Regions from separate parts of the Homo sapiens genome. Here region 2 is linked to region 1. Evidence: read pairs that join two places in POLR2A ChIA-PET (ENCODE). Cell type or tissue: CD4-positive, alpha-beta T cell. All regions are shown on one strand. Each heading gives the region's core, and the rest is flanking DNA. Links, peaks and the distances in the headings are about the cores only.

Evidence for each region. ChIA-PET counts read pairs that join two places held together with the same protein. Peaks named below come from ENCODE experiments on the same cell type or tissue, not always from the same donor. Only the 100,000 strongest peaks of a DNase experiment are listed, where the experiment ranks them.
Region 2: POLR2A ChIA-PET joins it to region 1 with 17 read pairs; 17 of 35 experiments call an interaction of 5 or more read pairs at or near these places.

Annotation. Positions count from the first base shown.
Region 1 is chr5:134,046,508-134,061,388 of GRCh38, forward strand. It overlaps a transcript of VDAC1 not described here. Among named protein-coding and RNA genes, the nearest start is that of VDAC1, 49 kb to the left of the region's middle. RefSeq lists enhancers at 320-960, 961-1,600, 3,005-3,580, 5,307-5,882, 11,974-12,572 and 1 more. In CD4-positive, alpha-beta T cell, for the core only: no CTCF peak of the experiment used is centred there; a DNase peak (open chromatin) is centred at 7,444; H3K27ac peaks cover 803 bases.
Region 2 is chr5:134,141,549-134,156,429 of GRCh38, forward strand. It overlaps TCF7 (transcription factor 7), which reads left to right. Exons shown (of 10, transcript NM_003202.5): 6 at 637-756; 7 at 1,173-1,335; 8 at 1,445-1,552; 9 at 2,044-2,092; 10 at 4,676-6,662. The coding sequence ends at 4,755. SKP1 (S-phase kinase associated protein 1) reads right to left here. Exons shown (of 6, transcript NM_170679.3): 6 at 7,387-14,881. Among named protein-coding and RNA genes, the nearest start is that of SKP1, 28 kb to the right of the region's middle. RefSeq lists enhancers at 4,188-4,267, 4,378-4,427. In CD4-positive, alpha-beta T cell, for the core only: CTCF peaks have their summits at 4,479 (motif pointing left), 7,076 and 7,341; DNase peaks (open chromatin) are centred at 4,473, 5,263 and 6,923; H3K27ac peaks cover 1,244 bases.

The DNA of each region.
Region 1 (14,881 bases), core at 4,771-9,770:
CAAAGTCCGTTTTGCCATATAAGGTAACAACATATTCACAGGTCTAGGCATTAGGATGTGGACATCTTGGGGCAGGTGGACAGTGTTCTGCCTACCACACCAGAAATGGAGGAAAATGCCCAAGGTTTAATGGGCTTGACCAAGGGCCAGAACTCAGGCGGTGGGTCCCCCAGTTCTGGGTTGTTTTGGGCAGCACCTCAGGGGAAAGGAAAAGGACTACCCCACAACACACATTTAAGCTTGTCTCCTAAAAAATGTTGTACACAGAGTGGTCAATAGCACCTGGTTTGAGCTTCATCTCCACTCTACACCTACCAGTGGGGTGACCTTGGCCATGTGGCTTAGTGCCTCCAGGCCTCGATCTTCTCATCTGTAAAGTGGAGACAATGATAAGGAGCCATTATGTGGCCTGTTTTGAGGATACAAGGAGCCTGTTTTGTGGCTGCACTGTTAGAGCTTTGGCAATGTTTTTGCCACCCTGCCCAGAGACACACCCTAATTCAGGTAGAAGTGGGAGAAGTGAGGGCAGGGAGAGGGAAGGAACTATACTCGGACTATCAGGGCTGGTAACTGAGATAATGCCCTTGACCTTTCTCCTGCCCCTCCCAAAGCAGTAGACCAGAGCCAGGGGGGTCACTTTCCTGGAAACTCCCCAGTGAATGAAGCCTTTGATACCTAAGTGGGTCATAGAAAGGGAACAAAGGGATGCTTTTTGCATGAAAAGCCGCCTGCTGGGGGAGGGCAGGAACCCTGGTTAATAAAAGGTTGGGTGTCAAGTGATTGCAGAGACTCAGGTAGGTGGTACATTGAGGGAAGGGGCACCCACAGAGAGGCCACAGAGAGGGGGCCACTTCAGAGGTGCTGCCCAGGCATCTCCACACAGGAGGTGGGGATGGTTCCCGAAGGACTGGAAAGGCTTCCAGAGCCCAAGCCGTGAGTGGGGCCTCAGAAAAGGACCATTCCTATGGGAGAGAGGACAAATGCTCTTGTGTCCAACTCCAGACCCCAGGGACTCCATTCATCCCGCACAGAAGGAAACTGGCAGCAGAGGCTGCAGGGCCTCCTGGGCCCCTCTTGGTGCTGCCTCCCCACTGCCATATGCTAAGCAGTATTTTATCAGCTCACAATGCTGCAGGCACCATCCATAAGCTGCAACCCATTGGGGTGTTTCTTGTTCTGTTTTTTCTGTTTTCCTTTTTGATTCAGTGTACCTGTTTGTGCAATGTAGAGATGGGCAAAACAAATCTGCACATGGCCCAGTGCTGTCACCACAGGGCAAGTGAGGCTGGCACAGTGAAGGGGATGTCGCGGGGCAGGTCCCAGAGGCACAGTTCACCACAGTGCCCTGCTTTTCACGACATCCACATGAACATGACGGCATGACATTGCATCATAAGAGGCTAGTCAACAAGCGCCATCATTTTTCTCTTTTTTTTTTTTTTGACAAGCTCCGCCTCCCGGGTTCTGCACCACTACACTCCAGCCTGGGCAACAGAGTGAACCTTGTCTGGGAAAAAAAAAGAAAAAAGCTAGTTCTGCAAGCTCCGCCTCCCGGGTTCACACCATTCTCCTGCCTCAGCCTCCCAAGTAGCTGGGACTACAGGTGCCCACCACCATGCCCTGCTAACTTTTTCTATTTTTTAGTAGAGACGGGGTTTCACCCTGTTAGCCAGGATGGTCTTGATCTCCTGACCTCGTGATCTGCCTGCCTCGGCCTCCCAAAGTGCTGGGATTACAGGCATGAGCCACCGCACCAGGCCTTTTTTTTTTCTCTCTTTTGAGACAGTCTCGCTCTGTCGCCCAGGCTGGAGGGCAGTGGTGCAATCTTGGCTCACTGCAGCCTCTGCCTCCCAGTTTCAAGTGATTCTCCTGCCTCAGCCTCCCGAGTACCTGGGACTACAGGTGTGCATTAGCACGCCTGGCTAACTTTTGTATTTTTAGTAGAGATAGGGTTTCGCCATGTTGCCCAGGCTGGTCTCGAACTCCTACTCCTGGGCTCAAGTAATCCACCCGCCTCAGCCTCCCAAAGTGCTGGGATTACAAGCATGAGCCACCGTGCTTGGCCTGACTTTTTAAATGTATAGAAACTTCATTACTACTCATAAGAGAAATACTTATTAAAGAAAACTGGGCCATAATGAAACACCACCCAATGCCCTCATTATTCAAAGACAATCCAGATCATATAGTATCTTGATCTATGTCCTCCTAGCTCTTATCCCCCGCTGGACATCTTTCCTCTAGTCCTTATCCCCCGCCGGGCATTTTTTTTTTAAACATATCTGTGCTCACACTGCATGCATACCTTCTGTGTTTTCATTTGGCATTAATTTATTTACTACTGCAGCTCCAGTATGTAGAGCAGTACTTGGCACAAATGGTACCTCAGTAAATATTTGCTGAGTGAATGAATGAATGAACCAACATGGATAATGTTTCTATGTTACACAAAAGTAATAATAATCATGATATGTGACAGGGCTTACTCTGTGCTAAGTAGTTTATATGCATTATCTCACATGATGCAGTAATCCTATGAGGTAGCCACTACTGTTATCCTCATTTTACAGATGTGTAAACTTAGGCTTAGAGAGAGATTAAGTCCCAAAGCACATGGGTAGCACTGGGTTTCTAACCCAGGTCTAGCTGATGTCAAGACTGTTTTCCTAATAGTATGTATCACTGACTCCCTGTGAATATTTTCAGAAACAGCATTTAAAATGATTTCATACTATCCTTTAATTTAATTTTTAACTTATTTAAATAAATAGAGATAAGGTCTGTCTATGTTGCCCAGGATGGTCTCCAACTCCTGGCCTCAAGCAATCGTCCTACCTCCGCTTCCTAAAGTGCTGGAATGACAGGTGTGAGCCACCATGCCCACCCCTTGCTATTCCTCAATCACTGCAAATTTAGATTACTTTCTGGTTTTATTTTTTATTGCCATAAATAATTCTGCAATAAACAACTTGATGCATAACCCAACTCCATATTTAAGGGTTACTCATTAGCAAAAATTCCCCAGAAAGTGAATTACTAGTTCAATTGGTACAAACATTTCTAAAGTTTATTTTTTTGTTTGTTTTGTTTTTTAATACAGAGTCTCACTCTGTTGCCCAGGAGGGAGCGTAGTGTGATCTCAGCTCACTGCAACCTCCATCTCTCAGGTTCACGCAATTCTCCTGTCTCAGCCTCCCAAGTAGCTGGGAATACAGGCGCCCACCACCACATCTGGATAATTTTTGTATTTTTAGTAGAGATGGGGGTTTAGCCATGTTGGCCAGGCTTGTCTCAAACTCCTGACTTCAAGTGATTGGCCCCACTTGGCCTCCCACGGTGCTGGGATTACAGGTGTGAGCCACCCTGTTCCTGGCCTAAAGCTTTTGAGGTGTGTTTTTCCACTCAACTTTGTTTAGTTTAGCTTTTACATATGGAAATTTAGATGTACTAAATCCACCACCGCCCAGGCGCGGTGGCTCACGCCTGTAACCCCAGCACTTTGGGAGGCTGAGGACGGCGGATCATGAGGTCAAGTGATTGAGACCATCCTGGCCAACATGGTGAAACTCCGTTTCTACTAAAAATACAAAAATTAGCCAGGCGTGATGGTAGGCGCCTGTAGTCCCAGCAACTCGGGAGGCTGAGGCAGGAGAATTGCTTGAACCTGGGAGGTGGAGGTTGCAGTGAGCCGAGATCACGCCATTGCACTCTAGCCTGGCAAAAGAGCAAGACTCCGTCTAAAAGAAAATAAATAAATAAATAAATAAATGTGCCACCTTCTCTTGTTCAATATTATTCACTGTTTCCTGATTTGAAGTACTTTACCCTTCTACAGAAGTTAATAATTCTATTTTCTAGTGGTTGTACAGTTTGCTTTTAAATTATTCAATGCGTTAGTTCTTCAGCACACCCTTTGGGGGATGCACTGAAGAGAAGCCCCATTTACACTTCCAAGCCCCCCCAGCAACTGTTTCCTCTGGGCAGGGGGAGAGATGAAAGAGAATGCAAAATACTGAGTGTGAAATAGGGAGGCCGATGTCTTCCTAAATTACAGGGGAATGATTGCCCGTTCTTCTCCACATTAATGACTTTCTCTCAAAGTCTTCCACTTCTTCTTAGAAGCTTCCACAATGTACTGGTTGACTTGAAGTTAAGGCAGAATTCTCCTAATGGGAATTAGCCTAAGAAACTTCTTGAAAAACTCAAAGGATGCAAAAATTCTCAAAGTGGAATATTAAAAACATGTCAAATTGGAGATGAGGGTGTCACTGGGCATATCTGTGTTTGCTGAGTTGGCTTTGGGCGAGTGTGGTGGCAGAGTCAAGGTGGGGATGGAAGCAGGGGCTCAGGTGGATAAAAACAATCCACCCCTTCCCAGCAAAAAAGCCATCAGGAGTTTCTGGGGATAAGGAAGGGCCTTGCAAGTGAAGAGGCCTCTGGCGGTTCTTGAGGGCATGTGTGAACTCCTGGCTGAGGGGAGAGTTGGCAGTGTATTAGGCCTTATACAGTTGTATGTGTTGTGCCCTGCACAAGGGCACCTGGCCCGGGGAACCAGTGAGGCTGAAATCCACCCCATGCCCTCCAGCTAGAGGAGGACAGAGCACCTTCTTCCAGTTTCCTTGAAGGCACCCTGTGGGCCAACAGCTGTCTGGACTGTACAGACAGTGAGATGGAGAAGGAGCACTGCCCAGGAGCCAGGGGGGCCAGGCCCTAACTCCAACTCTCCCACAGCCCTCCAGATTGCAATGGTCCCAACCCAGCTCTGATGCTGAGCCCGCTCTCAGAGTCCACAGCAGCTCTGGCAGCACCCACAGTGGGCTAGGCCTGGGCTACAGTGAAGAAGGCGCCTTGGGATGCTTCTGCAGGTTAGGGCAACCAGACTAACCAACGTTCTTCAAACAAAAGACTGCTACAGAGTCACTTGCATTTTGGTTTGGGGCCAGAGCTTCTTCCACTGCCTTTTCCTTTCAGGCAGTGCCCTTCTGTGAGCTTGATCATTTGTGAGAACCTTGTTGAGTGAGTCAGCCAGTCCCCTTGCTCAATACCTGGATGTGACACCATCTGTTCCATATCTCTCTTCTTACAGATATTAAATGATGTTAATCATCAATACCAATCAACAGGGTTAAGGACACACTACCCCTAGTGCCTGGGCAGTTTGTTTTTTTTTTTTTTGGCTTTGTTTTTGTTTTTGTTTTTTTGTTTTTTTGAGATGGAGTCTTGCTCTGTTGCTTCAGCTGGAGTGCAATAGCACGATCTCGGCTCACTGCAACCTCCACCTCCCAGGTTCAAGTGATTCTCCCACCTCAGCCTCCCGAGTATCTGGGATTACAGGCACCTGTCATCATGCCCAGCTAATTTTTGTATCTTTGTAGAGACGGGGTTTCACCATGTTGGCCAGGCTGGTCTTGAACTCCTGAGCTCAGGTGATCCGCCCACCTCAGCCTCCCAAAGTGCTGGGATTACAGGGGTGAGCCACTGCATAAGGCCGAATATTTTAAGCTGAAGGAATCTGAGCAACAGCGGGTACAAGCAAGAAGGACTCTCTGACCTTCCCCTGAAGCAGGTCATAACCCCTCATTTGAAAGGCGCCCTCCCTCCACCAGCGGGAAAGGAAGATGCATCTTCTTACCTCTGAAGACAAAGAGAAATCTGAAGGGTCAAGCTTTCCTGGTTTTGCCCAGTTTGCTACTCTGATTGACCTCATTCTCTTTTGTCCTGTCACCTTTTCCCACAACTCTCCACTCTTCATTAAACCTGGTACAAAACGCAGGTTTAACTGTCTTCAGGTCTTCATTTCTCTATGAAGCCTCTTGTGTTATGTAAAACTTTTTTTTTTGAGACAAGGTCTCACTCTGTCACCCAGGCTGGAATGCAGTAGCTTGATCTTGGCTCACTGCAGCCTCGACCTTGCAGGTTCAAGCAATCCTCCCATGCTACCACGCCTGGCTAATTTTTGTATTTTTTTGTAGAGGCAAAGGTCTCTCCATGTTGTCCAGGCTGGTCTCGAACTCCTGGGCTCAAGTGATCCTCCCAAAGTGCTGGGATCACAGGCATGAGTCACCGTGCTCAACCAAAACTTATATTAAATAAGTTTGCATGCTTTTCTCTTGTTAAGCTGTCTTTTGTTATGGGTCCCTGCTGAGAACCTAGAAGGTTAAAAGGAAAGATGCTTCTCCCTCCCCTATTCAGTCCACTTCCTGAGCACTGCCATGGGCCAGGCGCTGTGCTAGGTGCTCTACACACATGCTCATTTAGCCCCGACACCATGCTGTGGGGAGCTACTGTTGCTCCCCCAACTTTGCAAAGTTAAGAAGCAGAAGCCCTGGCCGGGTGCGGTGGCTCATGCCTGTAATCCCAGCACTTTGGGAGGCCGAGGTGGGCCATCACCTGAGGTCAGGAGTTCTAGACCAGCCTGACCAATATGGTGAAACCCTGTCTCTACTAAAAATACAAAATCAGCTGGGCGTGGTGGTGCACGCCTGTAATCCCAGCTACCCGGGAGGCTGAGGCAGGAGAATCCCTTGAACCCAGGAGGTGGAGGTTGCGGTGAGCTGAGATAGCGCCATTGCACTCCAGCCTGGGCAACAAGAGTGAAACTCCGTCTCAAAAAAAAAGAAGAAAGAAATAAAAGAAACAGAAGCCCCAAATACCACAGTGCATAACTGAGCAGGGTTTGAATTCAGATCAGACTGACTCCAAATCCAGGCCCTGCTAACACCACTTTCTTTTTAAATGAGGAAAATGAAGCATGGAGTGGCCATGCCACTCGCCTGGTCACCCAGCAAGTCAGCAAAAAGATGGCTTTCAGTTCCTTCTGAAAAGCCCTCCATTCTACAAACAACCCCCTTCCAACCCGCACCCACCATGCCTGGGGATACTCTGCATTTTGTCAGTTTGCTGTGGGTCAATGGACCCATTGCCCAACCCTCCATCATTGTCTAGGGCTCCTGTGAGCCGTGCCAGGGGCAGGCGCCAGGAAGGAGGATCCTGCAGGAGGAAGCACTGAGCGCAGCCTGCATGGAGTCAGACCCGGAGGACCTCACCCCAGGGCAGCTGCTCTGGGAGGAAGCCTGGGGGGAAACAGAACAGGTTATGGACACCCCATCCTGTCCCCCTCAGCCCCATTCCGGGCCATTCCACATTGCATGGGTGGGACTTTCTCTCCAGCCTCCACTTTGCTGGGCAACTTAGTTAGCATCTCTGTGCTACCCAGTCAGGGCAGCCCACCCATACGGCAGTCAACCAGCGCCTGCCTTCACCTAGGGAAGATGCCTTTTTCCCTAAACCACAAGTCAACAAGTCAGAAACAGGGCTTCTTTCCATTCTCTATCTTTATGGTGGATTCCTCCCAGAGCTGGCATTTACTCCTACTCATTAAAAATGCAAAGAACCAAGTACAGCAACAGAGAAGTCTTACGTTATGACTTCCTGTGGGTTACAGGCCAGAGGAGGGAACAATCAGCTCCTTTGTTGTGCAAGCTGCTGTTTGTCACTGACAATGGCATTCTTAAGGAATTATGATATTAAGGATTTAATAACCATTTGGTATAAGCAGTAAAACATTTCAATTATGGCGTTTCTGGAAAGTACTGTCCTCATCTGTTGCAGGAATTTACAAGGTGTCTTTTAATTAAGTCGGTTCTAAATGAGACACCTTCTCAGTGTGGTAATTTTTTGAATGAAACTGCCCTGAAGTACTAATTAGTTTGTTTTTAATGCTTGATTTACTCTGCCAGCATGGTGGCTAGGGCGGGGCTGCCCTGCTGGAACTGGATGAATCTCCAGCAGGCAGGAACAAGGTGCAGCGGCTCAGGGCTCTCCTGGCTGGAGAAATGGAGGTAGTTCATTTCACCCTGGCAAGCTTCTAGACTCTCCCTGTTGAGAACTGACCATAGTCTGTCTTTCTTTTCTTTTCTCTTTTATTTTCCTTTCTTTCTTCCTTCCTTCCTTTTTTTTTTTTTTTTTCTTTTGATGGAGTCTCGCTCTGTTGCCCAGGCTGGAGTGCAGTGGTGCCATCTTATGTCACTGCAACCTCTGCCTCCCAGGTTCAAGCAATTCTCCCCCTCAGCCTCCGGAGTAGCTGTAATTACAGGCGCCCATCGTCATGCCTAGCTAATTTTTTTGTATTTTTGTACAGACAGGATTTCACCATGTTGGCCAAGCTGGTCTTGAACTCCTGACCTCAGGTGATCCGCCCACCTTGGCCTCCCAATGTGCTGAGATTACAGGTGTGAGCCACCTCGCCCAACTGGACCACAGTCTTTCAGCCAAACTGGGAAGTGCCTCAGTTACTGGCCCTCCTCCTGATTAACCTGACGAACCACTTACCACAGGAAGCGGCGACTGAGCTGCCTGGGAATGTGGTTACTGCCCCATTGCTAGAGGTGGCGAGCAGAGGGCATTTGGGCATCAGGTAGGCAAGTGGGCTAGGTGACCTCAGAGGTCCGTCCCCACCCAGTGTAACTCTGGTCGTTCCTTTATTGTTCAGTCATATGTCGATCACCAGACATTGATTGAGTCCCCTCTCTGTGCACATAAACGGAAAGCAAAGAAGGCAGGATGGCTGCCCTGGTGGTGCCCACAGCTCAGCTGCATGGGGTGGGGATGCTGGATAGACAGAGTGGGAAGCAGCCACAAAGGAGACAGGCTGGCAGCTCTGGGAGATGGGGCAGGTGGCCCCCAGGAAGCCACAGGGGTGGGGTGTAGGGTGGATATGGGATGTCTGTTTCTTAGGAATGGCAGTTGGACCCCGCTGTGGTGGCTATGGGGTGATTTGATCTGAGGAAGGGGGGCATGGGAAGAGTTTTCAGCCTTGGAGGAGATTTCCCCGTGTCTCAGGCGTGCACAAATACATGTACATGCATTCTGGTCCTCGTGACATGTGAGGACAAGTGCTTATTTTGTTTGTTTGTTTGTTTGTTTGTTTTGAGATGGAGTCTCGCTCTGTCACCCAGGCTGGAGTGCAGTGGCGCGATCTCGGCTCACTGCAAGCTCCGCCACCCGGGTTCTTGTCATTCTCCTGCCTCAGTCTCCCAAGTAGCTGGGACCATAGGCGCCCGCCACCACGCCCCGCTAATGTTTTTTTTTTTTTTTTTTTTTTTTTTTTTTTAGTAGAGACAGGGTTTCACCGTGGTCTTGATCTCCTGACCTCAGGTGATCCGCCCGCCATGGCTTCCCAAAGTGCTGGGATTACAGGCGTGAGCCACCGCGCCCGGCTGCTTATTTTGTTTTTAATTGTCTTTTTTTCTTTAAAAGTAAATACATGCCTGTAAACTATATAGATTAAAAAGTGAAAGTCTCCCATTATCTCAATTGTTATCAGCCCCTTCCAGAGACAAGCACCATTAACATCCTTCCAGACCTTTCCTATGGGCGTGCAAGCACACATGCATTCACACACAGAGAGAACTTGCTTACCTAAATAGATCATATTAAATCCAGAGATTGGCCAGGCGCGGTGGCTCACGCCTGTAATCCCAGCACTTTGGGAGGCTGAGGCAGGTGAATCACCTGAGGTCAAGAGTTTGAGACCAGCCTGGCCAATATGGTGAAACCCCATCTCTACTAAAAAGATACAAAAAGTAGCTGGACGTGGTGGCATGCACCTGTAATCCCAGCTACTCGGGAGGCTGAGGCAGGTGAATTGCTTGAACCGGGGAGGCAGAGGTTGCAGTGAGCCGATATAGCACCATTGCACTCCAGCCTAGGCGACAACAGTGAAACTCCGTCTCAAAAAAAAAAAAAAAAAAAAAAAGATCTAGGGGTCTGTGATTTATTTTTACCTTACAAGATATGATTTTTGCATAAATCAGTACATAAAGATGTGCAGCTATGTGTAGCCTAGTGTGTACATCACTGTATTGATGAACATTAAGGCTGTTGCCTTTTTTACTTTTTTACAATTGCCAACAAAGCTGCACTGAATTTTTTTTTTTTTTTTTTTTTTTGAGACAGGGTTTATCTCTGTTGCCCAGGTTGGAGTACAGTGGTGCGATCATGGCTCACTGCAGCCTTCACCTCCTGGGCTCAAGTGATCCTCTAGCCTCGGCCTCCCGAAGTGCTGGGATTACAGGCATGAGCCACTGCACCAGCCCCAGTGAACATTCTTGAACATAACTTTTTGTGTTTTGTGTTATTCTTGGGATTGCAAAATGTTTTTGTATTATTGTGTAAGTTTTTCTTTTTCTTTTTTGAGACGGAGTTTCGCTCTTTTTGCCCAGGCTGGAGTGCAATGGCACGATCTTGGCTCACCGCAACCTCCGCCTCCCAGGTTCAAGCAATTCTCCTGCCTTAGCCTCCCGAGTAGCTGAGATTACAGGCATGCACCACCACGCCCGGCTAATTTTGTATTTTTAGTAGAGATGGGTTTCTCCATGTTGAGGCTGGTCTCGAACTCCTGAACTCAGGTGATCCGCTCCCCCCTCTCCACCAGCCTCCCAAAGTTCTGGGATTACAGGCGTGAGCCACCACGCCCGGCCCAAGATTTTCTATATGAAGTGTTCTCAGAAGTTTACTGCTGAGTCTAAAGTATATGTGTCTTTTGGCTGGGCACAGTGGCTCACACCTATAATTCCAGCACTTTAGGAGGCCGACGCAGGTGGATCACCTGACATCAGGAGTTCGAGACCAGCCTGACCAACATGGTAAAACCCTGTCTCTACTAAAAATATAAAATTAGCCAAGTGAAGGCTGGGCACGGTGGCTCATGCCTGTAATCCCAGCACTCTGAGAGGCCAAGATGGGCATACCACTTGAGGTCAGGAGTTGGAGACCAGCCTGGCCAATATGGTGAAACCCCATCTCTACTAAAAATACAAAAATTAGCTGGCTGTGGTGGCACACGCCTCTAATCTCAGCTACTTGGGAGGCTGAGCCCGGAGAATTGCTAGAACCTGGGAGGCGGAGGTTGCAGTGAGCCAAGATCACACCACTGCACTCCAGCCTGGGCGACAGAGTGAGGCTCCGTCTCAAAAAAAAAAAATTTATATCTATATCTATATCTATATCTATATCTATATCTATATCTATATAAGCCAAGTGTGGTGGCTCATGCCTGTAATCTCAGCTACTTGGGAGGCTGAGGCACAACAATTGCTTGAACCTGGGAGGCGGAGGTTACAGTGAGCAGAGATTGCACTATTGCACTCCAGCCTGGGAAACAAGAGCGAAACTCCATCTGAAAAAAAAAAAAAAGGATATGTGTCTTTTGAATTTTAACAGGTACTGCCAAATGGCCCTTCAGAACAGTCTTGACCCCCTTGCCCCTGCCACATTGCAGTACCCATTTCCCTACATTCGCTTCAACACTGGATATTTTTAGTCCTTTAAATTTTTTGCCAGTCTGATGGGCAGACAAAAATAAAAGGTACTTCTCACTGTTTTTTGTTTTGTTTTGTTTTGTTTTAGACCAAGTTCTTGCTCTGTCACCCAGGCTGGAGTGCAGTGGCATGATCTTGGCTCAATGCAATCTCCACCTCCTGGGCTCAAGCAATCCTCCCACCTCAGCCTCCCAAGTAGCTGGAATTACAGGCACCCGCCACATGCCCAGCTAATTTTTGTATTTTTAGTAGAGATGGGGCTTCACCATGTTGACCAGGCTGGTCCAGACCTTAAATAATCTGCCTGCTTCAGCCACCCAAAGTGTTGAGATTACAAGTGTGAGCCACCACGCCCAGTTGCTTCTCACTATTTTGACTTCTGTCCTTGTTTTGTAAGCTGATGATGATAAAAAGGCTGAGTGAGTGGCCAGCGGACCCAGGTCAGCAGCCGGGCTGTCCCTGGCCAGCCAGGGACTCTGACTTTTGTTTTTTGTTTTTTTTTTGAGACGGAGTCTCACTCTGTCGCCCAGGCTGGAGTGAAGTGGTGCAATCTCGGCTCACTGGAAGCTCCGCCTCCTGAGTTCACGCCATTCTTCTGCCTCAGCCTCCCAAGTAGCTGGGACTACAGGCACCCGCCACCACACCCGGCTAATTTTTTTTGTATTTTTAGTAGAGAAGGGGTTTCACCGTGTTAACCAGGACGGTCTCAATCTCCTGACCTCATGATCCACCTGCCTTGGCCTCCCAAAGTGCTGGGATTACAGACGTGAGCCACCGCACCCGGCCCAAGGACTCTGACTCTTAAGGCCACCTGAGAGACCTTAGGCAGACCATGCATTGCACCAGCCTTGATCATGCAAACTGCATTCTAATCAGGGCCAGATAGGGAACAGAGCAAAGATGGAGCCTATCATTCCCAGGGACTGAGGGGACCTGAGCAAGCAGGGCCTTCCTGAGGCAGAGGGTGTCTGAACCTGACACAGCAACGTGACCGGCACTCCAAGGCCTCTCCACAAGCCTCTCTGCAGGGAACTGCAGCCCCAGCAGACAGTCCCTGGCCCCACCTTGCCCTCTCCCCAGGAGCTGAGCCCAACTCCACCCAGCCATCAAGGGTGGGCTTTACAATAACCGCCTCCTCATGCCCGCGTGCCAATGCAGAGGCTATGCACCCTGCATGCCAGCAGAACAGGCAAGCCAGAGTGATTCAGCACTGCCTAGATTGTGGCTTGCCAACCCATGGTCGGCAACAGGCCATGAGTCACAAATTACAGGCCTTCTGTCCTAGCAGGCTTTGCCAGCCTATGGGGTGGCAACGCTGGCAAGGAGCTCCAGAGCTCCAGGCTGAGGGCTGTAAGGAAAGAAAGGCCCAGACAGGAGCAGCAGACTGGGCACTCTTACAGCTTCCCTCCCCACCAGCCAACGTGAGGCTCCCAGGCTCCCAGGACACAGAGCCAAGGTACAGTTTCAGTGATGTGATCCCAGGAGAGAGGCTTGGACATGCTCTGACCCAGGGCTTCCTTGGCTCTAGACCAAGAGGAAGCGGCTGGCATCAGAGCCTAGCACACTTTCATTCTGCATCTTTCAAGTGAAACTATGGGAGAGCCTCCCACGTGCTGTAGGCAGTGGCCCCAGGGAAGTGGTCCTCTGCCCTCTAAGACATCCCCACACCCAGGGAGGGCCTGGAGCAGCCTTGTTCATAGGGCCAGGAAGCTAGAAGCCCGTCGCGCTGTTTCATGAGCTCCTACCAAACAGGAGCTGACCCCACAGGCCTCTGAGCATCAGCACACCCCCGAGCCATTTGGGCATCCTTGTCCATGACAACAGGGTTTCCAGAATTTTCAAGAGAACTGGGTCATTATTTTGTGCTAGTATAATGAAGCCAACCACACCCTATACCCCCCACCTCAATCCTGCCCCCAACAAAATTCCTTTCAGTTCAAGAACTGATTCTCAGCAACAGCAAACTTAAATGCTACCCAAATTTGATGTCTTGTTTGGGTTTCTTTGTTATACATGTTTGATTGTGTGGCTGAAGGTGACGCAGAGAGGCACAAACAGCAAGGAATGAGAGCCAAAGCCAGGCTTGGGCAGAGGCCCAGGGAGACTGTGTGTCTCCTTCAGGAGCAATCACACCCACCCCCAGGACTCTGAGCATCTCTAAAATCCACAGGCCTTCTGCACCCTGCACGCCCTCCAGGGCTGTTCCACAGAGATCCTCTCCCACACCCCAGGGCCCCTGCTAGTGATGCTGGCCTCATCAAGTACATGGAACAAGCCAGATACAGACTCTAATGAGCACATGTTGGGCACAGTAAAGCCAAGAGTCAGAAACTGATCCTGATTTCAGCAGCTGGAAACTTTGTGCCATTTCTTAGGAACTAATAATAATAATACTGGTCACCACTGAGTGCAACTGTGCTCCAGCTACCACGTTGATGCGCTGCACGCACCTCATCCCAGCCAGGGATCGACCACCCGTCCAATGCAGGTGTCTGCATCCCCAGCACCTGGCACAGTGCCTGGCACCAGGAAGGTGCTCAGGAAATATGAATGAATGAATAGTAAGGTCAGTACACATTAGGAAACCAAAAAGCTTCCTAGTCATTTCCAAACATTTCTTTTCCAATAATCGTGTTTCTTATTAGAGATATATGATACACTTGTGAATAGACATATTTTGCCTTTTTTAAAATTTGGAAGCATTTCAAACACATTGAAAAGTACAGAAAATAATATGATAGCTCAAACCCTATTTTAAAATATCAAAGAATTTATAACTGCAACATTCAGAATAGAGCTTGCTTGTAGGCTGGAAGACAAAGGATGGGGAAGGAGGATACAATAGTAAAATGGTCTTGGTAAAATTCTAGTTTTTAAGTTAGTTGTAAGGGTCATGAGGCTTATTTTGAAATTATACCTATAAATCATATATATGTTGCACATATCATTCTATATGTATTATGTATATTACATGGAAACATTCAACAAATGAAAACGATATAGTAGACATACTTGTGCTTTATTTGTTGCAGATCTCCTCCTCTTCTTCTTCTTTTTTTTTTTTTTTGAGACAGGGTCTCACCCTGTCACCCAGGCTGGAGTGCAATGGTGCGATCAGCTCACTGCAACCTCCAGCCAGGTTCCAGCAATTCTCCCACCTCAGCTTCCCGAGTAGCTGGGATTGCAGGCACACACCACCACACCTGACTCATTTTTTGTATTTTTAGTAGAGACAGGGTTTCACCATATTGGTCTCGAACTCCTGACCTCAAGTGATCTGCCCACCTCGGCCTCCCAAAGTGCTGGGATTACAGACATGAGCCACCACATCTAGCCTCCTTTTTTTTTTTTTTTTTCTTTTTAAAGAAGCAAACTATACCTATGGCTAAAGCCCCATCCTCCATCCTGTTCTTCCTGTTCCTCATCTTCCCTCCTGGATATAATTGTTAAATATTTTTATTTCACATTTGTATACTGACTTTATATCCAGCCACCTAACTAAACTGTTCTTAGTTCAAACAGCTCACTTGTAAAGTCCCTGAATTTGTTGTTATTGTTGT
Region 2 (14,881 bases), core at 4,146-9,145, 94 kb after region 1:
AGGCCTGATGGGTCAGGGAGAGCTTCGCGGAAAGAGTAATAGATCTTTTGCGAGAAGAAAACAAGGGAACAGCCATAACTGGGGCTGCCGGGGAACGGAGAGGGACAGGAAGCAGAGGAGAAGAGAAGGGGCTAGCAACAGCAGCAGGATGCTCATGCAGGGCTGTGCAGGCCCTTGGGAGCAGCCTGGGTTCTATTCTTTGGACGCTGGGGGAATTTCAGCCGAAGCAGGCCAGGAACATTCAGGTGTCTCTAATGGTTACTCTGGCTATTGTGTGGAGAGAGGCCTGGAAGGGTCAAGCAGGAGAGGGATGAGGCCTCACAGGGCAGCCACAGGCTCCTGAGGCTGGGTTGGTAGGGGAAGGACGTGAGAAGGGGACAGATTCAAAAGCTACTTGGGACCTATGTAGTAACCATCTGAATGGCAATCTATGTAGATTTTTGCAGTGTGTCTGTGTAGTGTGCTGGGAGCAGGTATTTGTATTTATCTCTGTGTACTTATGTCTAGGCCAGTAGGATAGAGTATCTATCTGTTCACCTGTGTCCTCAAGTTATGTATTATGCAGGGGCCTCTGTGTGTGTCCAAAGGTCTGGCCCATAATTCTTGGCTCAGTGTTAACTTTCTTCCTGCCTCCAGGTTCACCCACCCATCCTTGATGCTAGGTTCTGGTGTACCTGGTCACCCAGCAGCCATCCCCCACCCGGCCATTGTGCCCCCCTCAGGGAAGCAGGAGCTGCAGCCCTTCGACCGCAACCTGTGAGTGAAAAGACAATGATGGCAGGGGGTGTGTCAGTCAGGATACACATGCCTCCCCACCAGGCCTGAGGACTGCCACGAGGTCCCTGCCTAAGCTGTTTCGTGCCTCTGGCTATGTTTTTGATCCTCAGAAGTAGGAGGGGGTGGGTGGGATGGGGAACAAGGATTTTTCTGAGCCAACAGAGGAGGGGCTCAGAAGTCCTTAACACATGCTTTTCCCACTTGTCTGTAGTGTTCCTATAAGGAACAGTTACTTAGCTGTCTGCTCACCCATTTGGGGGCAGCTAGGAAAGATTCCACTTAGAAAACTCTGGTATCATACACTTAGGCACACTCTAGGCCCACGCTAGAGGAGGAGGCTGCAATTAGGTGGGCACTCGGGGGGCTCCTGAACAATCTGGATTTGTGCCCCTCAGGAAGACACAAGCAGAGTCCAAGGCAGAGAAGGAGGCCAAGAAGCCAACCATCAAGAAGCCCCTCAATGCCTTCATGCTGTACATGAAGGAGATGAGAGCCAAGGTCATTGCAGAGTGCACACTTAAGGAGAGCGCTGCCATCAACCAGATCCTGGGCCGCAGGGTGAGACCATGGGCAGGTGGGCTGGCAGGGATGCTCCCCGACCATCTTCAGCCTGGTGCAGCCTGCTGACTCCCTGATGCACCCCACCTGCCCCTCTTCCCTGTTGCAGTGGCACGCGCTGTCGCGAGAAGAGCAGGCCAAGTACTATGAGCTGGCCCGCAAGGAGAGGCAGCTGCACATGCAGCTATACCCAGGCTGGTCAGCGCGGGACAACTACGTGAGTGCCTAGTGACACACAGCAGGGGTGGGCAGGGGACCCTTTGAGATACCATGCCCCAGGCCACAATCTCAGTAAGGAACGCAGAACTACTGTCCTGAAGGCACCGATGAGGAAGGGCACGGAGGGTCCAAGGCCTCCCATGGCTGCCTCAGAAGAGGACAAGCCCACATCCTATTCTCCACTCCAGAATATGCTCACACATGAGCTGTTACCCAACATTTGATTGGGCCACATGGGCAGAAGGGGAGAAAGGGGTCTGGAAGTCACCTCCTTCCATTCAAACTGGAGACCAGATTGGGGTGAGGGAAGAGCTTCTAAATGCACTCCATAGCAGCCTAGCAAGACCAGCAATCAAGAAACACCAGCACCCCAAGGTAGGAGGGGCCTGTACGCCCAGAATCCCAGGGTTACCCAAGCTAGGCAGCAGGCTGTGGGTATCCCAATGTCTGCCTCCCAGATCTGAGCATCCCTCCTTTTGTTCCCTGCAGGGGAAGAAGAAGAGGCGGTCGAGGGAAAAGCACCAAGAATCCACCACAGGTGAGACCTTCTCTCAGCAGCAGTGGAGGCTCCTCTCCATGTCCCCATTTCAAGAGCAGCCCTCCTCTGACCCAAAGGGAGGAACGCGGTACCCAGCTAGGAGCCTTCAGGGCCTGGGGCCTATGAAAACAAGGCCTGCATCTCACAAGTCAAATTCCCATGCAAGAAACAGCTATATTATACTAAGTCCCAGGGAAACCCAGCAGAACTGGCTTCTGCTGGGTAGAATTGGAGTAGATGGTGCGTTCCTCTGCCTTGCACCCACTACCTTTGCTAGCTCCACTCACCAGAGAAACCAGCAAAGAACTGACTGTATGGTTTGATGCTTAGCCCAAACAATGTCCTGGCTAGTTCTGCTGAGACTGGGAGAGGCTGAGCTAGGCCCCATGACTAGGCCCAGTAGACACACAGCCTACTGGCTGGAGCCTGGCAATTTATCACCCCCACTTCAACATTTTTCATGGCAGTGCAAAGTGCTCTATGTAGAGAAGCCCACACCCTGCTGCAGGCCTCCTTCCTAAGGGTGAATTCCTGCCTCTCTGGTAACTGAGACTCCACATCCCTGACCACCTCAGCCGTGCTGTCCCCACACAGGGAAGCTGGAGGCTAGGACTGGGACAGAGCAGGGCAGAGTTCCTAGCCCTTTTTCCAAGGCAAAGAATAGGCCCTTCCTTCCATCTGCAAGTGTGTAGAACAGCATAAGGTATAGCCTTCAGCCTTATCCCTTGAAGGAATGTAGGTCAAGAATGAAGAAAAACTGGATAAAATGGGTAGGGAGTTGGGGAGGAGGTGGGTGGCCCTAGGGCATAAAAGGCTGGATCTCCATGGTCTTCCTTGGGCCCCTCTGCAGCCTCCATGCTGCAAGGGCCCCACAAGCCACAGAGATGAGCCAGATTGACAGGACTCCCTCCCTCCCATTCTTCCCACTGCCTCTACTGCGTACCTGGGTGCCCACCTTTCCTGATATCTTGGCTCTGGGCTCTTGGGCTCCCACTGGGGCTGGCTGTGCCATGGAGAGGCCCACTCTGCCTATGGGGGCTGTAGGGTGTCTATAACTGGCTAACACTGATGTTACCTCTTCTTTCTGGGCCCTGCTCTGCCCCGCTGCCTGCTCGCCCTCTGCCCTGCTCTACCCCTCTGGCATGGCTGTGAGCAGACCCTGGCTCGCCTAAGAAATGCCGTGCTCGCTTTGGCCTCAACCAGCAGACGGATTGGTGTGGTCCGTGCAGGTGGGTTTGTCCCCACCATCGTTCTCCCTTTGCTTTAAGCTGCTTCCCTGACTCTGCACATGTTCCACTGGGCCTGCAGCCCACTCCTTTGGCCCCTCAGCCCACTAGCATACTCAGCAGATTGGGAGCCCAGGCCTCCTGAGAATAGTAGTAAATACTGAACACAGCGCGTGGAGAAGACCACTTGGGTCTAAGTGCAGGAGGATTGGAGAGAAAGACACAGAATGTTCCAGAAAGGAAGGACAGACTCAAGAAGGCAGCTCTGATGCCAGTGGGCCTAGCAGGTCCTCAGCAAACAGACAGCTCAGCCACCACTAAGGGGGCCTGGAGCCCATTCTACCAGGCCTCAAAGTCATTATGGCCCATGGGCTCCCTCACTTCCTCTTCAAGATGGGATCCCTGCCTGTACCATCCTGAGCCCTTAATCTGAAAAAGCAAGGTGACAACAACACAGAACCATCTGGTTGCCAGGTAGCCTTATGACTTGCTATCTTGTACCTACTGATACCAAAGGGCTGGAGAGGCTGGGGGAGAGGACCCAGGGGGTACCCTGGGCTGTCTGAGGGAAAGGGCTCATGTGTTTCACCATACAACAGAGAAATACTTGTGGGTGTGACAAGGTTTACCCAACAAGTGGTTAAAGTTTCCTCAGTCAGTTTCAGGCCAGGCCTGGCAGGGCTAAGATAGAGGGTACTCCAGGCAGTAAGGCCACTGGCTCTAAGGAACACTTGTCCAGCCTCTCAGTGTACCCACCACACTCCCTGTCCAAGGGCAAGGAGGAGTTTGGGGTGTGTCTGTGTATCCACATACATATGCACGGTGGGAAACAACCCTGTCTTCAGGGGAAGTTCTATTCCATTCATTCCATCAGAGACAAACTGGCCCAGAGAACTCAAGGATGGTAATGGACAAGAGTCACTGTCCATGTCTTCTTCCTCTAGCCCAGCTTGAGGACTGGGATGGCTGGGCAAGGAAGCCATAGGCATTGCGGCCCCTTGCCTTGGTGCAGATGTGAGTCCCACAAACACATCTGGAGAAGCTCAAAGGCCGGGACTGGGAGATGACTCCCTTGGAAGACAGGAGAGATGACTCCCTTGGAAGACAGATGACAGCCCATAGGCCTAGTGACAAAAGGCCCCTTTGCCACCTTGTGGCTGTTCTGGGAACTGCACCTGTCCTAGGTCTGGGCCAGACCAAGCAGAATGGCAGTCTGAGGACACTGACTTACCACCCAAGTCCCAGGAAGAGAGGACAAGGAATCAGCCAGGCCTGTGCAAAGGCAGCATTTTTTGGTTGTGGTGTATGACTATGAATTCACCCTCTGTTTACAGATAACTCTCTTCACTATTCCTAGGAGGAAAAAGAAATGCATTCGGTACTTACCCGGAGAAGGCCGCTGCCCCAGCCCCGTTCCTTCCGATGACAGTGCTCTAGGCTGCCCCGGGTCCCCAGCTCCCCAGGACTCACCCTCATACCATCTGCTGCCCCGCTTCCCCACAGAACTGCTTACTAGCCCTGCGGAGCCGGCACCTACATCCCCAGGTCTCTCCACTGCTCTCAGCCTCCCAACCCCAGGGCCCCCACAGGCCCCCCGCAGCACCCTGCAGAGCACACAGGTACAGCAACAGGAATCTCAGAGACAGGTGGCCTAGCAGGCACAGGACACCTGGCCGCCTCCAGGAGCCTACCCCCTGAAAGTGACAGAGACCCAGATCTCATGGAAACTGGCCAGGGGTCCTGTTAACGTCATCTCAGGGTCCAGACCCTGAAGATTTCAGAGGCTGCAGGACTTCTGCCTGAACCTGGGGTCATCGATTCAAACTGCTCCAAGTGGTGGGAATCAGATCTGTCTTGATGTGTCATCTAATTAAGGGAATCCCTTGTACCTATGGCTGCCTGCATCTATTCTTTGTACCATCTGTCTTGCCAGCCAGAAGCCTCTGCCTCCCTAGCTTTTCTGCTATAGGTCAGAGATGGGCTGAACTGAGCCTAGCTACCTTCTCTACCCATCTCCCCCATCCCCCACTGCCACACCCTCCCCATTCAGACACTTCATGGACCAAGAATGAGCTGGTTTGTCAAACAACATGTGAGCATGGTCACAAGCACAAAGCTCAAGATGACAGCTCTTCTAAGGAAATGGAGAAGCTCTGTTTATAAAAACAAAAACAAAACCAGCTGCTACTCATAAGTTGGACCAGAGGAAGCCCCTTACTATGATCTCAGGAGCTTGCAAGAAGCAGGAAGGGGAATGGAATAGGTTAAGTTTAGGCCTATCAACCTAAGCAACAGAAATAATCTGACACTACCTTATCAGGCAAATTGGGGAGGGGAGGGTGTATCTAGCTCTAGTTCAAATTATTTGGAAGTGTTCCCTGAGAAACCCACCAGCCTAAGAAGCTCTGGCCCCAGGCTTGTCACTAGCAGCTGCAGTCAACAGTTCAAAGAAGTCATGGCCCAAATCCAGTGTGCACCCCTCCCCATTCACAGAGCCTTTTTCACAATTCCATTTCCAGTTCATCTATGGCAGTCCAGCCAGCTCCTGGGCAGCTTGAGAGGGCAAACCCAAAACCTCATGACAGCCAGAGCCTGTCTTTCAGCATTCAGTCCGCCTGGCCGGCTCCAGTTTCCCCATGGGGCTGCGGGACAGAGGACCATTACAACTAGATCAAGGAGCCCAGAAAACCTCCAGTAGTGGACAACAGGTTTTCACCATAGCCTACGTTAACCCATTTTTGAGCCAAGCTTCAACCCTCAGCCTTGAAAAACAAGTCTTTAATTTAATTTTTGTTTTTTGCCTAAATCCAAAGAAAAAGGGCTGCCGGGCCAGGCGCGGTGGCTCACGCCTGTAATCCCAGCACTTTGGCAGGCCGAGGCAGGTGGATCACCTGACGTCAGTAGTTTGAGACCAGCCTGGCCAACATGGTGAAACCCTGTATCTACTAAAAATACAAAAATTAGCCGGACGTGGTGGTGCGCGCATGTAATCCCAGCTACTCGGGAGGCTGAGGCGGAAGAATCACTTGAACCCGGGAGGCGGAGGTTCCAGTGAGCCGAGATGGCGCTATTGCACTCCAGTCTGGGTAACAGGGAGACTGCATCTCAAAAAAAAAAAAAAAAAAAAAAAAGGGCTGTCCATGTATTCACACACCCCTCAAAAAAAGCCTTTAGTTCCTACTTTAGCCACTGGTTTCTCAGAATCCAAAGATCACATATTCTAGTGTAACACTGCAAGAAGTCTTGAGAAAAAGATTATTGTAGTGTTCAAAATATTTTTGTATTGTTAATGCATCATCATAGAAAAACTTTTAAACATGAGAATAAAGATACTTTTTACTGGGTTTGTTTTTCAAAGCCTGACCCTGAGGAATAAGCTGTTTCAGTAACAGAGCATGATATTCTTTCCTTTCCTTCTCCACAGTCAGGAAACTTGGAGTTTGTTTCCTATGGTACATATGTTCCCAAACCTCCAGCCTGTAGAAACCAGGGATTACACTTGTCATCTCCCCTAAAGGGGTGTGGGCCCTGCCTGCCTCACCTGAGAGCTATGCCTATACTCCCATTCCAAGCTTTGCTCTTAACCCCACAATGATGCAGGCCAGCCTGCTCCCCAGTGCTCATATAAGAATAAATGAGTTGCCAACTGCCGTCCATAAAGGCTGACAAGACAATTCAACCTGAAATAGGTACACATGACCACTAGGCTCCATTTTCCTCTGAGGGCAGAGAGAAAAGAAAACATTCCACAAGTGCATATCCTATTTCAAGGAAAACAAGAGCAAACGAGTCTTTTATAACCTATTAGCACCACAAAATCCTAAAGGAGGATTTTTTAATAGCACCCCTTCCTCCCAAAGACTGCATCTTTTTTTTTAATTATTATTATTATACTTTACGTTTTAGGGTACATGTGCACAATGCGCAGGTTAGTTACATATGTATACATGTGCCGTGCTGGTGCGCTGCACCCAAAGACTGCATCTGTTAAGACGCAAAGTATTTTTCATATTTTCACACAAGCCTTCAAGTTTGATAAATCTATTACCCACTTTTTAAAAAGTTACATACGCTGTTGGTGGACACGACAGCCACCATATCCACTTTATTTTTAGATTATTTGTATACATTTAGGGGGTACAAATGCAGCTGTGTTACATGAATATATTGTGTAGCGGTGAGGTCCGGGCTATTTTTAGATTATTTGTATACATTTAGGGGGTACAAGTGCAGCTGTGTTACATGAACATACTGGGTAGCGGTGAGGTCCGGGCTTTTAGTGTGCCTCTCACCCAAACAGTGTACTGTGCACGTAAGTAGTGTACATTGTACTCAACAGGTAGGATTTCATACCTCATCCCCCTTTCATCTCCCACCTTTTGAAGTCTCCAATGTCTATTATTCCATTCCGTATCCATATACCATGTGTACTCACTGTTTAGCTCCCTACAACCCACTTTTTACATGAGTTTCCACCAAGTACACTGCTGTCTTCCTGAGACCTATCATGAATGTAAAAGGTGTCATGAAGGCACCTCAATAGGTCAGTCAACAAGTAGATGATACATGTCAGGCAAGAAGTATTTCACATGGGACAGCCACTGGGCCACCATCATGCATTGTCATTGTCACTCCACTGAGTTCTATTTTTTGGATTTTGTGTTTAAAGTATAAAGTCATTTTCCAGAACAGCGTCTATTTAAAGTAGGCCACTGGAAGTTGTAACCCCAGACTTGCTTTTGCTTCTGAGAGAGTGCTAGAGGACACTAGCCATTCTCTGGACATCTGTCCCATTTTAAAGAATTCTGTTCTGGCTACTGGCCTAGTTGTTTAAAAAACCTACATTCTAACCAGGGCTTATGCAAGACCAGGTTGCTGCATCTGATTTGGTGTCTCACTTAGAGTACACAGGGTACCTGAACAATGCAGTCTTTGTGTATTGGCGGGGAAGTCTTTGGCAACTCTGTTTAAATCAGATCAGCTTTTTTTTTTTTTAATCTGACTTCATAAAGGAAACTCAGATCCTCCCAAATCACCCTGGTGCATTCCTGCGAGGCCAGAGGGTGACTTGAGATTGCAACCTCAAGTTCAACTGCTAATACCACACCAGTCCCCCTTCACTGCCAGCTGAGAACCAACCCTGTTTCCTGAGACATCATAAGACAAGATACCTTAGCCTCCCTTGAACATTTCCAGACAACTAGCAGACTGGCAACTTGGGTGAAAGACGTTCATCCCTCCCCTGGTACAGCTGCTCCCCATTTTGTTCTCTGTGGATATGGTGAGGGTTCAGCCCAGCAAGCAGACAAAGCCTATGTCTCCCAACGTGAAGGTGTCTACTTTAACAGAACCCCATGGATGGACTCTCTTCTGACATGTAATTATCTTTTGAATGGCTCCTGTGGTCTCCCATTCCTTCTGGCTGTGGACCCCTAACAGCTAGCTCAGAAGCACTGCACCCTAGCTTTGTTCAGTATACATAAGCCTGGCCAGGAAGGCCACAAGTAAAGGGAAGCGGAAGGGTTCTTTATATCCTGTTCCAGAGAGGAAGAAAGGGAATCAGTTCCTGCATCCGTTTCTCAGAAAACAGCACAGAACAGAAGGGGTAAGGGTAACAAGGCCATGTTAAACTACCTCTTAGGCCTATATGTCAAAGTAGAATTTAAGACCCAAATCTAGTTAATTGTATAAAAAGGCTAAGTTGGCTTTTCTTTGAGGTTCTTTGAGAGTCCTTAACTGCGACTCTCAGATCTCTTCAGAGCATTTTTTAAGCTCTTCAGGGCTTTAAGAGTTCACCAAGGGTTTCTGAAACAGCTGCCCACCCAAGCAGACCCTGGTTGTGTCAACTCCCCCAATCCCAACTTATTGTGATAACCTTGTTCCAAATCTCAAATCACCCTATGGGCATCTTTCAAATTCTGACTCCTGAGCTCTTCTCTAATAGTTTGGAGCTACTAACAAACCATTACTGGCAGTGAGCATCTGAAAATACTCAAAACGGCACCGAGTTTGAAAACAGGAAACATAGATGGTGGGGATGTTCACATACACAGTCCCTTAGAATAAAAGCCTAGCTCAGGTCAGGAAGGATTTTCAAGCTCTTAAAGATAGCATGGGATTAGGCATGTTAACTGGAAAGGGAAAACTTATGTCCTGGGGGTGGGAACTATACTATCACAAGCAGTCCTCACAAGTTAGGTCACTATTGGTAAGGGATGTTTCACTTCTGAAGACAAGATAGCAGCTGTGAATTATGCGGGAGATAGTCCAGGCCAATACTTCTTTCATATTCACCAGGGGCTCTGGACCAAGTCTTCCTTTTTCATTCAAGTGTTCTCATTCTTTTATCTGAAGCCTAGTTCTTTCAGGCATGTGCAATGTCAGGAAGCGGGGTGGGGCTTGGGGAGGGAAGAGGAAAAGCCAGGTTCCACTCACCAAAAATAAATAAATAAATAAATAAAAATTTTTACAAAGCCACTCTGGAAACCCTGCTTGAGTACTTGAGGATAGAGTACAGCTTCTCTATTTTCCCACCCCTTTCCGTAAGCTTCCTGGAACAGAAAAATCTGCAAAGCAACTGAAGAAGGCAGTTAGAGGTTGTGAAATGGTACATTCAGGAAAGAAAGGACAAATAAGAATTTTCACCAGATAGGTGGGAGGTATTCAAAGTGAGAGCACTTTAAGGAAATAAGCTGATCCTCAGTGTGCAATAAGAGGCTGCTATATAGCAGGTTGAAAATTTGAAGTTAAGAGATATCAGAAGGTCTGAATATACTTAAATACTTCCAGAAAATTTAAAGTTGACAGATATCAGAAGGTCGCAAGAACTACAGATGTGGAAGCAGACACTGTTATGAGCAACTACATTCCTCCCATAGAATGCTGCTCAATACTGGCACACAGACCAGAGGTAGCCAGCAGTACACAAGACTGCAAGGCAACAAGTACATTATCAATGAATTAGCCATCTATCACTCAAACTATGTCCCGCATTGGAAGTGTGTCAAGCAAGAGCACCTTCGACAACACTTTTCGGCCACCACTAATGATCATCTCCACTGATGCCTCAGCAGAAAGGATAACATTCAGCCAATCCTGCTTAGGTGTCCAAATGGCTCAATCTTGGGCCAAAGGACATGCTCTGAAATATTTCTTACACCATACTTCATCTTGATATGCACAGCCAGTTCTCTTACTCATTCTCTGTGACCACTGGAGGTAGTGATTTTTAACAACAGTAAACAAGAAAAAGTCATCAGGACTCTAACTGTAAAACCCCCAACATTCAAAAGACTGGTTTAGTTGAACAGCCAAAAAATAAATAAATAAAAATTAAAATTAAAAAAATTAGAATTTAGCTCACTCAAAAATTGCCCTGCCTAATGTGGGTCTGATGAATAAATGCTGATAAAATACTACTGAGTGTCAGCAAAGTACTGTGACTAATCCTGCCCTAATTTCTCTTTAGTCTATATTCTCAGGGAAATGTACCAACACCCAACCTTCTGCTGTTAGTTCCTGACTGTGCACTGCTTTTTCCTCACTTTGGCATCTGTCCACCCCCAAACAAATCCAACTTGATTCTTGAAACCAAATTAGTTTCACTTTACAAAACCTTTCGTAGCACCTTTCAGCTCTGTAGCCCCCCATTGGCTCATTAATCTGTTCTGTCCAGAAACTTTTTTTTTTTGAAACGGAGTCTCGCTCTGTCGCCAGGCTGGACTGCAGTCAGTGGCGTGATGTCGGCTCACTGCAACTTCCGCCTCCCGGGTTCAAGCGGTTCTCCTGCCTCAGCCTCCCGAGTTGCTGGGACTACAGGCATGTGCCACCACGCCCAGCTAATTTTTGTATTTTTAGTAGAGATGAGGTTTCACCATGTTGGCCAGGATGGTCTCGATCTCTTGACCTCGTGATCTGCACACCTCAGCCTCTGAAAATGTTGGGATTACAGGCGTGAGCCACCGTGCCCAGCCCAGGAACATTTTTATTAGAGTTATCCACTCCCTCCCAGCAGTATTTATGCCTTCTCTCCTGAACTACACCAAAAGCTCCCAGCTCCCTAGAGGGAAACCATGTCTAATGCTTCCTACCAAGGAGAAGCCAGGAGCTACACTTTAAGGATTCAGCCATTTTGTAAGCTTTCCCTTTGCTTGCAATCTTCTTATTCTTGACTTCTTCCTAGCTTAAAAAGTTATAGACTGGTTTCAAATCCAGATAATTGAAGATTAACTTTTCAAATCCTCAAACAACTTTGTAGGGAGAACATTTACTTGGTTGATTCCTTCCTACCAGAATGTACACTGAGCTTTAGAAAAGGAAAAATTGGTGGGTGCTGTGGCTCACATCTGTAATACCAGCACTTTGGGAGGTTGAGGCAGGAGGATCTTGAGCCCAGGAATTCGAAAACAGCCTGGGCAACATGAGGAGACCTCATCTCTATAAAAATCAATTTAAAAAAACAAAAACTAGCAAGGCATGGTAGCACACACATGTAGTCCTAGCTATTCAGGAGGCTGAGGCAGGAGGACTGTTGGAGCCCAAGAGTTCGAGGCTGCAATGAGCTGTGATCACATCACTGCACTCCAGCCTGGGGGGCAGAGGTGAGACCTTGTCTCTTAAAAGAAGAATCAAAAAGCTCTTCGGGCTACTCTGGGCACACTGCCTATGGGGTAGTCCTGCTCTGCAAGGAGCAGTTAAAAAAAATCTTCAAAAGCTAATGGTGGCAAGCAAAAGTTAAGCTTGTAAAGGGTGCTGAGAGCAAGAGGTCTGCTGCTCTCTCAATTTTCTCTTTTCTGGTGGAAAATCACCTTATATTCCCAAACTGCCTTATTGAGAGCCTAGGCAAATTAACTTAAACAAAATTTATGTTGGGATCAGAACACAGCCCATAGGATTGGTCAATTTTTACGTAAACTGAAAAATCAATGTGATTTGGAATATCTGCCTGCCCTAAGTGAGATGCCCACAGTGACTCACTGTTACTATCCTCCCTCCCCAGCTAGTTTTAAGATAAGCTCAGCATTACTATGATGTCATGTTACAAGGCTGCAGTTACCTGTCCAACCAAGTCACAATATAGTTCTTGCTTAATTCCAGGAGCTGGTGTATTCTGACAGTTGTAGAGTAAAAAGTCACAGCTATAATCCCACACAGGGAGCTACAGGATGATTTTGTGAATCTCTGAGAAAATATAAGAACTGTAAAGCAGTATCTATTTTGTATACCAAGAATAGATTAAGGCAAGCTAACACATGGCACTTCAAAAGAGTAACTTGCTTCTACAACTTAAGAATTATTAGGGCCGTGTGCGGTGGGTCACACGTGTAACCTCAGCACTTTCGGAGGCTAAGGCGGGCGGATCACAAGGTCAGGAGTTCAAGACCAGCCTGGCCAATATGGTAAAACTCCATCTCTAATAAAAACACAAAAAAATTAGCCAGGCATGGTGGCATGTGCCTGTAATCCCAGCTACTCGGGAGGCTGAGGCAGGAGAATCACTTGAACCCAGGAGGCGGAGGTTGCAGTGAGCTGAGATCGCACCACTGCATTCCAGTCTGGGCGACAGAGTGAGACTCTGTCTCAAAAAAAAAAAAAAAAAAAAAAAAATTATTAGAATTTGAGGGGGCACATCTTTAGCCTATGACAATGTTAAGGAGAAAATAATAAGCTAACATTCAGGAAGGTTTTGGTTTACTTTTAGATCACAAGTGACATAATCAATGAAAAGGTGAGAAGCCAAAGGACTGCCATGGAGTCCTTGAAAGGACTTCATCATTAAAAGCAGCACACTGCAGAAAGCAGCATGTTGTTTACAGAGGAAACCGACAAACATCCTTCAATCACCCAAATCTGCCAAATACCTTCTTCCTCTCATTCTCTTTCCTGGTGAAATAAAAGGCATTTCCTAATTAATCCCTAAGTTTACTTTATCAACAAGGGTTTTCTTTCCTTTACTACTATAACAGTAATTAGAGAAAGTCTTCATAATTCATCAGTAACCACTCTCCAAACCAAGGCTATTATCAGCTATTATCAAGCTCTCCCCTCTCATGCATTAAAACTACTCTTCTTGTTTTCATTATGCCCTGTACCTGCATTTCACAAGGACTTTTCACTTCTGTTACTTATACTGAAATTCATGGAGTAGTGCTGCTAAATACAAGTTAAATCCTGCTGTCAAGTGACTTCCAATGAAGTTCTGGAACTAATATAAAGCAGACTGCACTAGATCTATAAAACCGTAGTACCTATTTCCAACTTGCCCAAGGCCATGAAGACACTAAAACTCCAGCCTCAAGGTATGACTTAATGCCACAATATTAGTTTAGAAGAATAGTTGGGAAGTAAGAGAGTAGCCAGAAATGAGTGGAGTTTTGAAGACTGAGGTTTGGCTACTGTGATAATGAGAAAGGACCACTCACTCCAGGTGAAAGCCTAGAAAAGTTCTAGTAGATATATTAAAGGAATAGTGGGCATACAGCAGGGAACAGGAAAAAGAAAGGTAGGAAAATAATACTGCAACCAGACTGAAAAGGGCTTCTTAATACCATGTCTATGATTTATTTGGGTCCACAATGGTGAAAAATGGCTTATTTTCTCTTGGATCTCTATTAATGTAAAAGTTTAAGATTACTAGGATTTTTTGTTGTTTGTTTAGGGACTACAGAAAGTCAGGAAACAAAAATTTAAATTACTACTATATTGTCTGTCCATCCAATCTTTCTGAAAGATCTCATTATCCTTTAAATACGGATAGTGACGTTATTTACTCATATAATTCTAACTACTGCTGAGTATTATACAGATCAAGTGGTAATAACAAGCTCCAGTTTCTTAGAAGGTGATACTTCCTTTACAAGTTAAACATGGCATATGGCAGTAATCCTGGACCTTCAGTGAAGATTTGTTTGTCATAATACTGCTAAGGATACTTCTGGTTTGTTTTTGAGACAAGGTCTCGCTCTATTGCCTAGACTGGAGTGCAGTGGTGCAATGCCAGCTCACTGCAGCCTCGACCTCTCAGGCTCAAGCCATCTTCCCACCTCAGCCTCTCAAGTAGTTGGGATTATAGGCATGCACCATATGACTGCTAATTTTTTTTTTTTTTTTTGGAGAGACAGGGACTTTCTGTGTTGCCCAGGCTGGTCTTGAACTCCTGGGCTCAAACGATCCTCCTGTCTTGTCCTCCCAAAATGTTGAGATTACAGGCATAAGCCACCATGCCCAGCTGCTAAGGATACTTGAGGTGGATAAGGTTTTTGCAGAAGTTGATCTTATAATAGCAGGAATTGGTAGATGAGACAATTCAGCTAGGACTATACACCGCTACCTTCCCCACTAAAACCAGGACAAACAGAAAACAAGCTTATCTCCTGAGAGAGAGAGAGAGAGAGAGAGAGAATTTTAAATAACTCTTTACAACGTAAAAACCATTTTTAGCTCAAAGACTACAAAAACAGGCTATGGGCCTGATTTGACCCACACATTATAGTTTCCTATCTCTGGTACAGACAACAAATTGGAATTAAGTGAGACAACATATGGGACTTTATTAAATAAGGTG